2 separate regions of the Mus musculus genome follow, and region 2 is linked to region 1. The links are chromatin loops, found by intact Hi-C in ENCODE. Cell type or tissue: left cerebral cortex. All regions are shown on one strand.

Region 1 (8,000 bases):
ATTCTCCCTTATAAATATTGATAGCTGGAAGTTCTCCTTTATGGCTAACTTAAAGTGTTACTGCTGTAAGTAACTGCTTTTAGAGTCATAAAGAATAACAAGGGTCTCAGCAAATACAAGCAAGGCTTGTACAGTCTTGGAATACCGTTCCCCCAGGGGCAGGGCCAAGTACTTCGCAGTTGAGGCATTTCCAGGAAGCCTGATTGCTTTCTGGTGGCATGGTCCCAGTGGATGAAGGGCTGTGCTAAGCTCAGTCAGCCTCCTTCACAAATGACCACATTTGATGGGAGCTTCCTCCACCCCTACCCCGCAAACAATGCAGGCAGTGGGGTAACTTAGTGCAGATTGTATAAAACCTACGGAAGACCCCATCTTACTGCAACCAGGAACTTTACAGCAGAGCAGTGCTCTGGGAAATCTGGATGGCTAAGCCTCCTATCTCTTCCAGTCTTTGGTAACTTCCCTGTATTGCTCATGATGGTCAAAACCTATTCTGCCTGCCTGCATGCCTGTCCATCATCCTCCACCTTATTTTTTGAAACAGGGTCTTTCACTGACCCTGGAGCTCACTGATTCGGCTACCTGGGGGGCTGGGGGGGGGGAAGGCTCGCAGATAAACACCAGGGATCCTCCTGCTGGCTCCCCACACTCCAGTGGGGGAGTTGCAGACACATGTTGCCCTGCCTAGCTTCTATACCTGGGGAATGGGGAGGGCTTTGAAATCCAAACTCAGGTCCCCAGCTTACACAACAAGCATTTTACCACTGAGCCAACTCCCCGGCCCCAAATCCGTGGTGTTTTATGGATGCTATCCTCCATAGTCATTTATTAAAATATTTCAAAGCATTTTCATAGAGTGCGTGGGTACTGTGTAAACATCAATAACAATTCTCTCACTTCAGGCCTGCCAGAGCCAGCAGCCTGCCATCAGTCACTTGTGGGGTACCTGGAAGGATTACACGGGTATACTCAGCTCCTCTGACTCTCAGGGAGGCTTTGGGCCAAGTCCCTTCCATAGAGCAGCTGTGGTACCATTGGTCATCTGCCTCCCATCTGGTGGTGCCCCAGCAGGAAAGTTGCTGGGTGGCAAGGAGAGCTCATAAACCATCAGGGAAGAGCGGTGACAGTGGTGGGCTGTCTCCGCAAAGACCCATGGGCCTCCACTCCACCTGGCTTACCTCGAACCCAAGTCCCCTGGAACTGTGGGCAGGAGCTGGAGAAGCCCTGACACCCATTCCTAGTCGAAGACCAAGACAGCTAGGAGAAGAGTTTTTCCAGATGTTGGCTCTTGGCTACTGCACACTTAGGTCTGGTTTGGGGGTTGGAGGCAAAGGTCTTCAGTGGTAGGGCAGAAACTCTTCGGTCCCTGTTGTCTCTAGGAAAGATTGGAGGGATGGCTCTCAGTTTTGACCACAGGCCATGAGTGAACCCAGGTCACAGGAAAGAACCATGAGAACCAGTCTCAAGGCTCAGAGTTTGACCCTGAGGCCAACCAGGTTCTGCTGCCCAGCCAGAAATGGCATCAACCCTTCTGTGAATCCTCTCCTCTCTTCTGATCTCTGCAGCTGATCTGGTCACGGGGACTTGGTGGAGTTCTACCTAACACCTGCCAAATCCACCTATTCAGGTGACTGTGCTCACATGGCGTCTCCTCTTCACTCTAGAAGCCTTTGTCTGAGGTACAGGAGGACAGAGGAAAGGACAGGAGGGGACAATAGGAGAGGCACAGCTCGTAGCTCCAGAGGCCCAGCACTGTGGTAGTGGGAAGAAGAAAGACAGGGGACAATGGCAGTCCCACAGAGGTGGTATGGAAACAGAAGGGCCTTGAAGAATGATACCCCAATCCTCAAACTAGCAGAACAAGAGTAGGTTGAGCACGTCCAGGAGGCTCTAGCTCCCAAAAGCCACCATGAGAAATATCAGGTCCCAAGGCCTCTTCATATAAGTGTGTCTGAGCCAGGAGTGATACAGTGGAAGAAAAGTCGCATTATCCAGTTCCAAGGATGCTCGTTCAGGATGGGAATGATCATGACCTTCCGTCCCTCCCTCATAATGCCTCAGCCTGGGTTCCCCCACCTCCCAGGCAAAATCCCCAGATCTCACCCACTGCCCTGTACTCCAGCTTGGTGTTCATGGTGAGCTCTCACAGGGACCTCCTTCCTGGGGGCCTGTCAGAGCAAGCTCGGTACACAATCAATGGAGTTTCTCGGCAGCAGCTGGCAAGTGCTTTCAATGAATTGGAAAATCTGGTTGATGTGTCCTAAAGTCTAGTGCTTACAAGAAGGCTTGGGTGTGGGAAGTACTTTTCAGTTAGGCCTGACTTTTCTGTCTCCCGCCATCCTCCTCTCTGTGCTCCAGAGGTTTTTTTTTTTTTTTTTTTTTTTTTTTTTTTTTTTAAAGTTAAAATGTGGCACATCTTTTATTAATATCTTGTAAGACATGCTTCCTCAAGTAAATGGTTCTTTGCCTTAGGGATCAATGTGATAGTTGGAGGGGTGCTTGAGTTTATGTGTGGGTCTGTTGAGGGAGTGGGGAGGAGAAGGATGCTGGGCCGGTGTTTACTGACGATGCTCACCTGTGCAAAGTGTGCTTGCATTTTATTACAAGTATATCTTGCATCACAGGTACACACGCATACAGCTGTGCCTCCTCTTGTGCCCTATTGAGACACCCAGTCTCTGGGTGTCTCAAATATCTATGGTCTGTCTACATGAACAGACAGGGGACCAGAGGGCTGCCAAAATGCCCCTAACTCACCAAGACCCCCTGCAGGTCGGGAAGTGTACTGGCTGGTTTGTGTGTCAACTTGACACAGCTGGAGTTATCACAGAGAAAGGAGCCTCCCTTGAGGAAATGTCTTCGTGAGATTCAGCTGTAAGGCATTTTCTCAATTAGTGATCAAGTGGGGCAGTCCCCTTGTGGGTGGGACCATCCCTGGGCTGGTAGTCTTGAGTTCTATAAGAGAGCAGGCTGAGCAAGCCAGGGGAAGCAAGCCAGTAAGGAATATCCCTCCATGGCCTCGGCATCAGCTCCTGCTTCCTGACCTGCTTGAGTTCCAGTCCTGACTTCCTTGGTGATGAACAGCAATGTGGAAGTGTAAGCTGAATAAATCCTTTCCTCCCCAACTTGCTTCTTGGTCATGATGTTTGTGCAGGAATAGAAACCCTGACTAAGACAGGGAGGTACATGTTTCTAAGGGTTCCCCTTATCTTCCTTTTCTCTCTTCCCTCTCTGGTATCTTCCAGAAATAGTCCCCTTCCTCCTGCTTCTCCACAGAGTCAGATAGAGAAGTATGCTTGACAAGAATTCAGAGCTGCAGTCCTTAAAGCAGAAAGGCCTAGAAACCAATGCCAGCCACCCATTCTGTGGATGGGCATACTGAGGCTCAAAGACACAAAGGATTTTTTCTCCTATGTGCCCAGAGAGGTCCTTGCAGAGCCAAGACCACAGCTTGGTTTCCCCCATCCTATCACACCACCTTGTCTTCAGTGCAGGAAACCTTCCTCCCACTCAGGTCAGAGCTGCGGTGTAGTGTTGCTGATGAGCATGGCTGTTCAAGGAGATGGTCGCAGCATCTGCAGGTGATGCTCACACTAACTGTCTCAAGGACATGGTGACCAGGTAGCCTTCCTCCTCAAGGAGCAGAAAGAAGGCAGCAGCAGGGATTGGAATGGGACGGTCTGCCTGTCAGTCAACCTAGTCCCCTGAGTCCCCCAGACATGGCTCTGGCATGCCAGAGGGCTGAGGCCAGTATGCTCTACGAAAGAACTGAGAGAAAGGTACAAACCCAGGCTTGAGCCCTGGAAGGGACTTTAGAGATGATCAATTTTTAAATAATCTCCGCTTCATATTCAGAAACTTGACACACAAGGGCTTGGTGACCTGCCCAAAGAAACATGGAGAGATCGCCAAGTTTATAAACCCTGCCCCTCCACCCCACTCCCACCCTATTAGGAATTGATGCTTCTCTGCTCCTCTGGGAACAGTCTGACCTGTGCTCAGATGAAATGCTAATCCTGAGCGACTCACCGATGTGGTCAGTACGCTCTGAAGCCCCGCCCCCTCTTCTCCGTTTTCTTCCCCAAGCCACTCTGCTTCCTTAAAGGCAGAACAGATGAGGAAGGCACACACACAGATGTGCCAGGATCTGCAGCTGGCAGGCTCGGAAGCCCTCTCTCTTAAGCATTGCTCCACCCTAGCCTGCACCAGTAGCAAAGAAGTAAAGACCTCGCGGATGAATGAGAACGGGGCGGTGGGAAACCCAATTCGTTCTCCAAGGACACGAGCGCCCTCTGCTGTTCGCATGATGAATTACGGATTCGGACTAAACCGCATGAACGCAGCAGCTAAGTCTCACCAAATCAAGAGGGTTGCAGCCACCACCACCACCACCACCACCACCACCACCACCACCACCACCAACAACAACAACAACAACAACAACAACAACAACAACAACAACAACAACAACAACAACAACAACACATAACTAAAGAAAAGACCAATAAAAGTGAGACCCAAAGTGGAATCTGGGAGGAGAAAAGCTGCCTGAGTTCTTCTATGTGGACCTTCGAGCAAAGTTCAAGGTCCTGCCCATTCCCCATTTACCCGCTTTGTGCTCCCCAGGTATTTTCTAGTTTGATTTCAAAGCAAGCTGTGTAGTGATTTGGGGGTAGGGGGAGCCTACTTACTCCACAACCTCTTGAGTTCTGAGAGTTTATAAATATTCACCTTGGCAACTTTGAGCACAGATCAAAGCTACAGTAGATAGGATGAAGGACTAGAACGCTGGGATACAGCTCCATGGCTGTCACTTCCTACTCGTGTTGGACCTTTCTGTGCCTCGCTCTCCTCATCTGTAGAATGGGTCTTCTGAGTCCTAGGGAATTCCCTTAGGTAACAGATGGTGCAGTTTTGGCAAGCCAGGGTGGAGAGATCCGATTCAGGCCCCCGACCCTTATCAGTTTTCTTCCCTGTTTTGTGAGCAGTAGTGAGGTAAAGGGGTTACAGAGATAGGACACTGTCTTGCTCCATTTCTCCACATGGGTGACCACAGAGCAAGGCCTCTGGTAATTCTATTGCAGCCTTGGCGATTTACTGAGCTCCTATTAGTAGGCAAGGCCTGCTGTGTAAATTCTGCGGGCTCCTGAGGACTGGTGCTCAGGAAGACAGGAGGGCACAGAGTAGAGATCCCAGAACAGCATAGGAGCCTTGAGATTGGAGCCTGGGAGGCCAAGGACAGGCCAGCTTCCTCTGAGTCTAGCATTTCCCGAGGCCAGCCCTGAAATGACTTTCCTTGTCTAAAAGGTCAAGGTCATGGGCTTGGGGGTGTAGTGCTGTAAGGCAGAGCGCTACCATGTGTGTCTCCCGACAGCTGCTCTGTCTCCTGGTCTCAGTGACAACACAGCCGTTAAGGAGACCTCGCCCGTGATCGGTGTGGAGGATGCGCGTACATTATCATATGATCATGGCATTCGTCAGCGATCCCTTTCCTATTTTCTGCATGAGGCTCCCTTATTTGAATGTGTTTCCTCAACAGAAATGAGAACTCTTCTTTGTCCCTTCTTCGGTCCCAGAGCTGTGGTGGGGCGGGGATATCCCAGGTGCATCTGCGAGGAAGCTTCCAGAGGGACCCAGAATGCTATTACTGAAGGCTAAATGTTCCGTGGCTAAAAGCTGCTGTAGCAATCTTGGCATCCACTCTGTTTGAATGGGTACATTACTGTAATGTCCCATTGCTGCCGTCAGCACGCAGAGGGCTGGGCTATTTGTAACCGCTGAGACGCCTGAGCAGCAACATAAAGATCAAATGGTAGAGACTTCCTCTGCCTCAGCTGAGACAACCAGGCTCAGGGCTTTGAATTTGGCCGGCCACCTACCTCAGAAGCTGTGGCCCAGGGCTTCTGGTGTGTGGGAGCGCTACGGGGAGAGGAGGGTGGTAAGACAGGGTGGGCTAGAGAGAGAAAATAAGGGGAGAGGGCAGAGGCAAGGTGTGGACCCAGGAGCGAAGACTTCGGCATAACTCCACCCCCACGCTCCTGAACCCTGTCCTGAAGCCACCATCTGCCCCCTATCCAGCCCCCTCTGCCCCTCAGATCAGGTCGATGACTTCAAGGTGTTCAGGAGAGCAGCTGCAGGTTTCTACCCCTGCTATCACACACAGAAGAAGATGCAAAACCAGTCGCTCCCCCAAGGTCCAATGTGGGTGCAGGGAGGGCTGGGGGACTTTTAGTGTTCTGGATGGAATTTAGAAGGTGAGAGGAGATGAAAATACGGTAGGAGGGATCAATATGTCAAGATCATGTTACCACGCACTCAAGGCTACTTCTGCCTTATGTGGCGTTAAACCTCCCCGCCCCACACACCACCACCACCACCACCACCCCACCCCGCCAAGTCGTTATGTGGTCTGGTTGTTCCTGTCCGTGGGTCCCCATCCACACCCTGGGAGTTCATATGAGCTTTGATCATGTTGATTTAAAGGGGCTTGTTTTCTTGGCCTCCTCTGTCCCCTCTGGCTCTTACCCCCTCTCTGCTTCCTCTTCCTCGGGGTTCCCTGGGGGGGGGGACTTGATGGAGACACCCCATGTAGGGATGAGTGCCTCTGATCTTCTCTATACACTGCCAGCTGACACCCTTATGGCTGTGTGGTGGTGTGTGATACCTCCCCTCCCCCGTTTACACACAGTCTCCTCTAGCCAGGCTGTGCCTTTCAGCCTAGGTGTGCTGGTGGCCACTTCACTTCTGTCCCTCCCGTGTCCTATCACATCACCAGGATTCTTCCCAACCCATACTCATCGAATTTACTTATTTGTGTGTGTGCACACACACATACACACACTTTTGTGCATGCACAAGTCCATGCACAACTGTACCCTGGTGCTTGTGTGGAGGCCAGAGAACAACTTAGAAAAATCATTTCTCTCTTTTGACCCATATGGGTCTGGTATTCAAACTCGGGCAGTCAGGCTTGGCAGCATCACCTGCTGAGCCACTTCACCAGTCCCTCATTCTTATATAATTATGGCAATTTATATACAGTGTAATGGTAATTACCTTAGCCAAGCCACTCTTGTGCAATATGGCAGCACTAAGTACAACTCTGGTGGTACACAAGCGCCATCACTATCTATACCCAAAGATTTCCGTCATCTATAACACAGCTAAACACTGCAAACTGTCAGTCCCCATTCCCTCTTCTGCGCTCCCCCATCATCCAAACTCTGCATCCTCCCTCTGTGGGTTTGACTTCCCTAGGACCCTCACCTGGGTAAACTCCGAGTCAATTCACCATCTCATGCCTGACTCATTTCACCTAGTGCAATGCTTCCAAGATCCATCCATGTTGTACCACATATCACTTTGCCGTACCAAATTTTCACTGATAGTCACATAGCCAATTAAGATCCCACTGTAAACCACACTTCTCCATTCATGCACCAGTGAGCGCCTAGATGATTCCAGGCTTCTAGCTATGGTGAATAATGAATGCTGCCGTAGACACAGGTGTAGGAGAAATTCCGTTCGAGTCTCTGCTTTCAGGTTTTCTGACTGTAAACTTAGGAATGGAAGCACTGGGCAGGTGCTATCTCCGCGTGTGTTTCTGAGGAGCTGCCAAAGTGTTTCCCAATGACGTCACACCATTTACACTGTCACCAGCCATGTGGGGCTCCAGTTTCCTCACGTCGGGACCAACACTTGCTAATTTCCTTTTATTTTTATTATTATAATTATGATGATGATGATTATGGTTATTCTTATAGATATGAATTTGATGATATAGGAGGAAGAGCTTGCAGGCTCCGCCTCTCTGTGATGATCTTGGAGGAGGAGCTTGCAGTCCCCGCCTTGGAGAAGGAGCTTGCAGTCCCCGCCAAGGAGCTTGCAGTCCCCCCCTCTCTGGAAATTTCATTCTAAGCTTGACTCCTCTCGACACAGAGGGCCCTTATTTGGATTGTCCTGACTTTTCAGCCCATTGAGTATAACCTATGTACTTTGAA
Region 2 (8,000 bases), 220 kb before region 1:
AGGGGATAAAAGACAAATATCACCAATCATTTTGGATGATAATGAGGTGAGCATATAGGTGACAATGGGTGTGATAGGACCTCATCCTTTGCCTGTCTGGTCCCATTTTGCCATAACTCAAACTAGAGGAAGGGATTCATAAAGTAAGAGAAAAGAATTGGTCCAGGCCAGAGTGGGCTGGAGATGAACAGCTGCCCTAGCCAAGGCTCATTAAGGAACACAGGCTACCTGCTTTTACATGTGCAGTTAATTGGCCACACGCGCGACAGGACTTGAGAGCACGCTCAAGGAAAAGTGTACAAGAAGCACGAGATTATCGTTCTACAAATTGAATAATTAAGGGTTGACTCAATGCCAAGTACAGGAGTCGGGGCAGCATGAGTGGGTAGAACTCGCTACAGTTAATTCCTGGAGGTGGTAGGAAAGACAGAAGCCTTGCAGGGAATGTGCCACATGGAGGCAAAGTGGCAGCGCCAGCCATTGGCGTGAAGGGTCAAATAATAGTGGCCTTGGCTTGCGAGAGGAGTGTGCTGTGAGCTGTTGGGTATAGGCCTGTAGAGACTCACTCTTCCTGAGCTCTGCGCTCTTTACTTTGGCAGAGAACATGATCCGGTACACAGGCAGCCCTGACAGCCTCCGTTCCCGGACACCCATGATCACCCCTGACCTGGAAAGCGGGGTCAAGCTTTGGCATCTGGTGAAGAACCATGAACATGGAGACCAGAAGGAGGGGGACCGGGGGAGCAAGATGGTGTCTGAGATCTATCTGACACGACTATTGGCCACAAAGGTATGTGACAGGAGAGAGGTTGCAGGGAACGTGTGGGCACAGGAAAGGCCTTCATCTGCTGTGTGAATACTGGAGCTGAAGGCTGAGGAGATGGCTCAGTTTGGTAAAGAGCTTCCGATGAAAGTGTGAGAACCCAAGTTGGATAGCCTCAAGTCCTCATTGAAAAGATCATGAGCAGTGAACAGTGCCTTGCTTGCGTTGGAGAGACAGAGAAGGGAGACTGCCTGGCGTTTGCTGGCCAGCCAGTTTAGCCAAATATCAAGCTCCGGGTTCTATAAAAATCCTGTCTCAAAAAACTGTGGAGAGAGATGGAGGAAGACACTGGAGGTTGCCCTCCGGTTTCTGCATGTGCACACACGTGCACATACACGTACATCCATACATTCCTACACACCAAACAGACACAGAACTGCTAGACAGGGGTTAAGTGTGCACCAGGCCCTTTTGTTGACCTCCCACACCAGGCACTGTCTGTCGTGATCCCAGGGGAGCCTCAGGAGTGAGCTGCAGGATCCCAGTCAACCTGTCAGTCCGGGGATATCCCAGCAGACCTGAGTTAGCACACAATCTCAAGTTCTCTTCCCACCTTCCTCAGCACCCTGTCTCAGCTACAGACACCCCCACGTCTCTCCCCACTCCCCACCTTTCCTTAGGGAAGAACCACTTTTTCTCAGGGGTGCCATCATTAAGGCTGGAACCTGGGGCTATGTCTGTAGCTTTGGCAATGCTATTTCTAATCCTGATACTGGGGCTAATCCATGCCTGTGGTCTAGCCTTTCCCTTCAAGTCTGGGTTCTCTTCTTTCTCTGTGGAGCCCAGATCGTCATTAGCCAGGGTGGTTAGTGGCCAAACAGAACCAGCAGATTGTATTTGTCAGCTCTGACCAAGGCATGCTCATTAACATTTTAGGAACATGATATAATAGCACTGGCAGAGATATGAAACCAAACCCTATGGCTGGCCCTTGGGAAGGTAGTTTTGGCCCTTGTCCTGTGTCTTCTGTCTATGGTCTGTGCACAGAGGAAAGGTAGACCTGCCAAGGAATCGTGAAAGGGGAGAGTTGATGCACAGTGTCCCCGCACTCCCCAATGTCATGTTCATCAGAGATGCAGAGCACTGACCTCGATTGGCCTGTCCCTGAGATAGCTTTTCAACCCACCCTCCCACCCCCAGCTTAGATCTGCCTAGGCTGGGCTGCATCTGAATGTCTCCTTCTCCAGGGCACACTGCAGAAGTTTGTGGATGACCTATTCGAGACCATCTTCAGTACGGCCCACCGTGGCTCCGCTCTGCCGCTAGCCATCAAGTACATGTTTGACTTCCTCGATGAGCAGGCTGATAAGCACGGCATCCATGACCCGCACGTCCGCCACACCTGGAAGAGCAACTGGTAAGCAAAAGGGGCGGGGGGAGGGCACACATCTGCAGAGGCCAGTGACCTGCCCACCCAGGCCTGCTTCAGGGAGGCAGGCTTTCCAGAGGTGAGCTGGCTTCTGTCTACCTCCTAGCAGAGTCTCTACTCAACCCCAGGCTCTGACCTTCCCCATTGTCTCAATTCCCTCTCCTCTAATCTTTGTATCTTTCTTTCCAGCCAGTTATTCAGTCGACAAACTATGCTAATTCAATGAGCAAAAGCTCATAAATACCACCACAGCCAGGCACTGTGGCATCCAGCTCCTTCCTGGATATGGGGCAATATGTCCAATACTGAGGATCTTAAACTGCTTATGGTCCCTGCCCTGGGGGAAGCTGGTGGGTGAGGATGTGGGACAAGAGAGGCAGTTGTCTGTATACATGGACAAATACTAGCATGGAGAATGCATGTGTTGGATAGCATCAGTAGGGTTTTCAGGCGTAAGTGGAAGGCGTCTGGCTGAACAAAAAACATTTCAACCCCACCCAACAAGCTTATCTTTTCCTTCCCAAACTCCTTTCCCAAAACTGCCCAGAGCTACTTTGTGTTCCCTGGAGGACACAGGGTTTTCTAACTACTGACAACAATTCCAAGCATCTCTACGATGGGCCCCACTCTCCTTTGAATGCACAACATCCCCGCCACCATTTGTATGGAGTGAGTATTTCGTTTGAGGTTGAAGTCACAAGGCCAAACATCAGTATTCAAGACAGGATGCAGAACCTTGAGGAAATGGGGCTCAGTAAATATTGATGAGGCACGGGCAGCAGCGATGGCCTGCTTGAGCGTGCTACCTGCAGCAGAGCTAGCTGATGTTCATCCTCTAGACCGGAATCTCTGTGGCCTTTAGATGGCCCCTTTCTGGGCCACTCTTCCCCAGCTGTTTCTTCTGAAGCAGCATAGTGCCCAGTGTTGCAACTACTAGGATAGCAGTCTGCCAGGCTCTAAGGCACAAGCAGGCACCCTAATGCCAACCCCAGGGGCTCAGATTCAAAAACTAAGAAGGCAGAAGGCAGCTTGGGGTGTCAGTGCTATTCTCCTAGAAATTCTGTGTCCTTTCCCTCTTCTACTTCAGAGGATCACCAGCCCCCAAAGAGGCTTAGGCCATGAAGCAGAGTCCTTAGCCATCCTAAAGCAGGGCCCCTAGAACTTGGGTTCCATTCTATGTACCTACTCTGATGCAATAGATTCCTCCTCTCTAAATCCTGTTTGTGTGACTCTTGGGAGGTGTCTGAGGGGCAGCACCCACTTCCCCTCTGAGTCTACATCGCTCTGATGAGTCTTTACCTAGTGCTGGCCACCTTCATATGGGACAGATGCTCCACTGAGCCCTCCTACTGGTGTTAGCCAGGGAGACATGACTTTGCAAACCATCACCCTCAGTCACTGCCTCCTTTCTGAGTCATCCCCAGGTTGCAGATGCTGCCTAGAGACATGGACTAGGAACTGGAAAGCCCAGGAAGTAAGCACGCTTCACTTACTGTAGGAAGAATGACACCAGCTTCAAGTCCTTCCTTAGAAAGGCATCATCACCTGTCCCTGCCCTGATCCCCTGGTACCATGGACCATAAACAGTTAAAAATAATCAGCTCTATCTGTTTAGAGTTCACCATCCCTGCTGAGGGCATTGTCTTTTCATTCTCACCTCAAGGTGCGACTTGCCTGCCCCTCCCACCCCTTCTTCCCCCGTTTCTCCACAGGTTCTCTGTTAAATAACACTCCTTCCCATTTAGCCGAGTGGCTGTAATCAGCCGGAGATGAGCATCACCACTGATGTTAATAACATGCTAATATTTCATTAGGCAGGAATTTCAGTGGTGCCTCTGCTTCCTGTGTGGTGCACCTGCCTCACTGCTGGCTGAAGGGACAGGGAAAAACAGTTACTGCCACCCTGTGGGTTCCCAGCACCTCTCATCTGGCTGGGACAAGGGGAAACCAAAGGAAACCAAGTGTCTTACTCAGAGCTCCAAGCCCAGAAACCATGACCACCTTTTAGGAAGGTTAGAAAGTTACTGTGAGCCCCTGTGCTGTGACTCCGTTTATTCCCTGCCCTGGCTTCCCAGTAAATTCCCTGCAAATGACAAACACCAAATATTAGCAAACCTCAGTGTACCTGCCCCAACCCTGTGGGGCACTTATTGTAGAGACTTAATAAATGCTTGTTGATTGATTGGCAGCCGCGGATGTCAGGTTTTCCTGTATTTATGGTGTTTGTTGTTTGTTTTATACAGATGGGCTGCTGGCAGATAGAACAAGAGCAAAAAATATTGTTATCTGGTGCCTTGAAATAATGTAATTCAAAGATGTTAAGTTCTAAGAGGCGAGCCAAACACACGCGGGCATTGTAACTATCACCAGCCGTGAGCACAGCCACCAACACAACAATAAAACATCAGGGGAAGAGGCAGGAGGCAAAGAGGTGGGAGCAGAGAGAAAGAAGAAAGCCGGGCCTTCACGGTCCCCCTCCTTAGCGGCAGCTCAGCAGGCTGTGGGAGCTGCAGAGCTGGGCGAGCAGAAAGAACACAGCCCCAAAAGGTGTGCTCTGGGCGCCCCCTCCACCTTCAGGCCTTCTGTCTAGTGCAGTGACTACAGAATCAGGCCATAGTTTGATTTTTCTCTTTGTCTCTCTATGTGTACCCCCCTAAGGAGTACAGCTATGCAGTGTTTTAAAATAAATCAGTCATGGACCTTGGGATGTTTGAGCCCTAGGTTTGATCCCCCAAACCATTATCAACTATGTGTTGTGGTACACACATGAACCCCAGTGCGTGGGAAGCCGAGGCAGAGGATCCTCAGCTGCAGCCTGGGCTACATGAAATCCTGTCTCAAAACAGGGGGAATAGGGAAGTGGGAGATGGTTCAGGTGGTAGAGTGCTTGCCACCCATGCATAGGACATGAGTTCAGTCCCCAGGACCTATAGAAGAAGCTGGTCATGGTGGTGTACACTGGTGAGGTGGCACTAGAGAGACCGAGGCAAAAGGGTCTCCAAAGCTGTCTGGCCAGCCAGCTTAGTCCAACCAGTGAGCTCCAGGCCAGTGAAAGACCTTGTTTCAAAAGAACAATCTAAAAATTTTGGGGTAGATGGCTCCAGAGTAATGAAAGGAGAGGGTGACCCCAGCCTCCATATGTACACATAGGTATAGAATGACAGCAAGGAAGAGCAAACTCATCAAGTGTCCAATCAGAGAAGGCTCTGCAGGGGCTGTTCTCTGGGTAGATTTGTTACCTAGCTCAGTCCAGTGTTCTTTGCTCTCAATGGGAAGCGGTGTTTGTGTGCATTTGGCTGCTTTAGAATGCAGGGTTCCTGACCACAAAGGATGTGTCCCTACCCTTGTATTTCCTGTTGCTAACCAAGCTCACAGAAGACAGGAGGGAAGGAATGGGATGCTATGGGTTAGATAAGAGGTTGGTGCCACATGGCAGCCTGGTGGTTAAAGATCACTTGGTCATACCCACCCTTCATGACAGTTCCTTCACCAAGCAGGAAGTAGCCTGTAGCACTGGACAGGAAGCAAAGGGTGTGACTTCTGCCAAATCATACAGTAAGCTGTCAGATGCAAAATCTATACTCACCAATGGGATGGTCCCAGCAACAGGCAGATTGGAATACAGACCTAGATTCTGCTCTGTAGCATGTTCGTGACTGACTCCTACGCCAAAATGAAAGTACGGAGTCCCACATCACAACTGGGCAGCACATCCTCTCAGGTTTCCCCAGTGGTACATCTCTAGGTGAACCCCATCTCACTCCAATCTTGCTGATTTCCTGTATGCTGAATAGGCCCACTCCCCTGCCCGTACACTTTACTTCCCACAGCAGTCACAGATGGTTTCTAAGCTCTGTGAAATGTGTCCATTGTTCTCTCTCAGAATTCTACACTAGGCTCTACCCCACTACCCAACCACTCCTGACGAAAGCTGCTTCTTTCCCTCTATACAGCCTGCCCCTACGGTTTTGGGTGAATATGATCAAGAACCCTCAGTTTGTGTTTGACATCCATAAGAACAGCATCACGGATGCCTGTCTCTCTGTGGTGGCCCAGACCTTCATGGACTCCTGCTCCACTTCGGAGCACCGACTGGGCAAGGATTCCCCCTCCAACAAGCTGCTCTATGCCAAGGACATCCCCAGCTACAAGAACTGGGTAGAGAGGTGAGTATGGCCCATGGAAACCTGAGGGTGTCTGTCTGGAACAGAAAGTCCTCCCCTGCAAGCAGGCTGCGGCTTCCACACTAGTCATTGTCACCACTGTTCCTGCATCTGCAACACCCACAACTCATAGCCTCCACACTGAAGCAAGCACTGGGAATCATAGCAGAGGTTACCAAGTGGCCTGTCTCCCTATATGGATCTTTGTGACTGTAGTATTCTTTAGGCCCAGAAGATGTGGTCCCTGATTCCCCTGCCTCATACATATATCTACTACATGTGCACACATGCCGATCATATGTAACATATACATAGATCATCTACACATGCATTCAGTGTTCCATGTGTGCACAGGTACCATGAACATACACTGTATATACATGAAACCACAATATATACATACACACATCTGCAGGTCATCCATGTCCATTCACATCTATACCATACACACAGTACACATGCATGCATGCATGCATGCATGCATGCATAACATACATCTTCCCATTGATCCACCTACCATTCCAGCCCCCATTCCACTTCTGTCTCTACACACCTTGTCACGGAGTTGGCGGTGACCCCCTGAATGCTCCCAAGCTTTACTGTCCCCATTGGATTTTGTGCTTAAGTTTGGGAAGAGAGCCTCTTGCTGTCCTCAGAACCATTGACTGCTGTACTGACCCTACTGAGAGAACCTGATTGTTTTCTCCTGAAGCTGGCATGTGATAGGCTGTCATTTCTACTGTTACTAGTAGCAGTGGACTCTACTTTATCTGGTTTGGCTTTTCTTTGTTATTTTGCTGTTATTGCTTTTTTAAAGACTATTTTTATGTTCATTTATACCATTATTCATTATGACATTTTCTACATGAAGATCATGCTCTGCTTATATGTACTGCATTACCCCCTGCCCCCTTCCCAACCCTACCCCCATTTCCTCCGATTTTGACCCTGTCCCTAGTAACATGAGTCTCCCTCATTTACCATGTGCAGACTTTGTCTGTAGGAGCTGAGCAGAGATGAGCCGTTGGTGGTCCACCAGGGACCACAGCAGGGTGTGCCGTGTACTGAATGCCATCTATGACATGCAGTTTAGCACAAAGAAGGTGATGCATTGTAAGCATTTAAATACACCTTCTAAAGAACCCACATGGGCTCTGTGCCATGTATCTACCAGTGGTCATCAAGATCTCTGGCTTTAGATATAGGTGAAAGTAAAGCTGGCCCTGGAAGCAGCTCCGAGGGGAGGCTGGGCAGCTGGTGTCTCATGCACACACCCACTAAGCTGACATGGATGCGTCTGTGTGCTCCACTCGGAGTGTATCAGGCACATGGGAAACAATGGCCCTGACCCCTTCTTGCAGTTCTCACATCTTAGTATCTACCAAGACCCACAAACTGGAGTTGGAGGGATCAAGGAGTAAGGCCTTCATTCCTGCAGGTCTGGGGGACATCACTCATCCATTTCCAGAGGCCTCTGAAAGCCACATTCAGGGAGGAGGGTCATCACAGCATGAGGATCAAAATGACATTCCTGTCTGTATTTCCATCCTCTTACCATAACACTCCACTGAAGATCCCTTCCAGCTTCTTTCAACCCATCCCACTCAGATTCATGAGCATGGAAGAATCCAGGACCTTTCCCTGA

Evidence for each region. Peaks named below come from ENCODE experiments on the same cell type or tissue, not always from the same donor. Only the 100,000 strongest peaks of a DNase experiment are listed, where the experiment ranks them.
Region 2: it touches region 1 in a loop (2.7-fold over the local background); 4 of 42 quality-filtered maps call a loop at or near these places.

The regions. Positions count from the first base shown.
Region 1 is chr6:31,934,640-31,942,639 of GRCm38, reverse strand. No RefSeq gene overlaps it. Among named protein-coding and RNA genes, the nearest start is that of Gm31894, 79 kb to the left of the region's middle. In left cerebral cortex, a CTCF peak has its summit at 4,262 (motif pointing left); DNase peaks (open chromatin) are centred at 4,261, 5,225, 5,509 and 5,680; H3K4me3 peaks cover 1,044 bases; H3K27ac peaks cover 232 bases.
Region 2 is chr6:32,156,190-32,164,189 of GRCm38, reverse strand. Plxna4 (plexin A4) reads left to right here. Exons shown (of 32, transcript NM_175750.3): 28 at 600-790; 29 at 2,011-2,180; 30 at 6,146-6,358. Among named protein-coding and RNA genes, the nearest start is that of Gm13850, 48 kb to the right of the region's middle. In left cerebral cortex, no CTCF peak of the experiment used is centred here; DNase peaks (open chromatin) are centred at 3,531 and 4,720.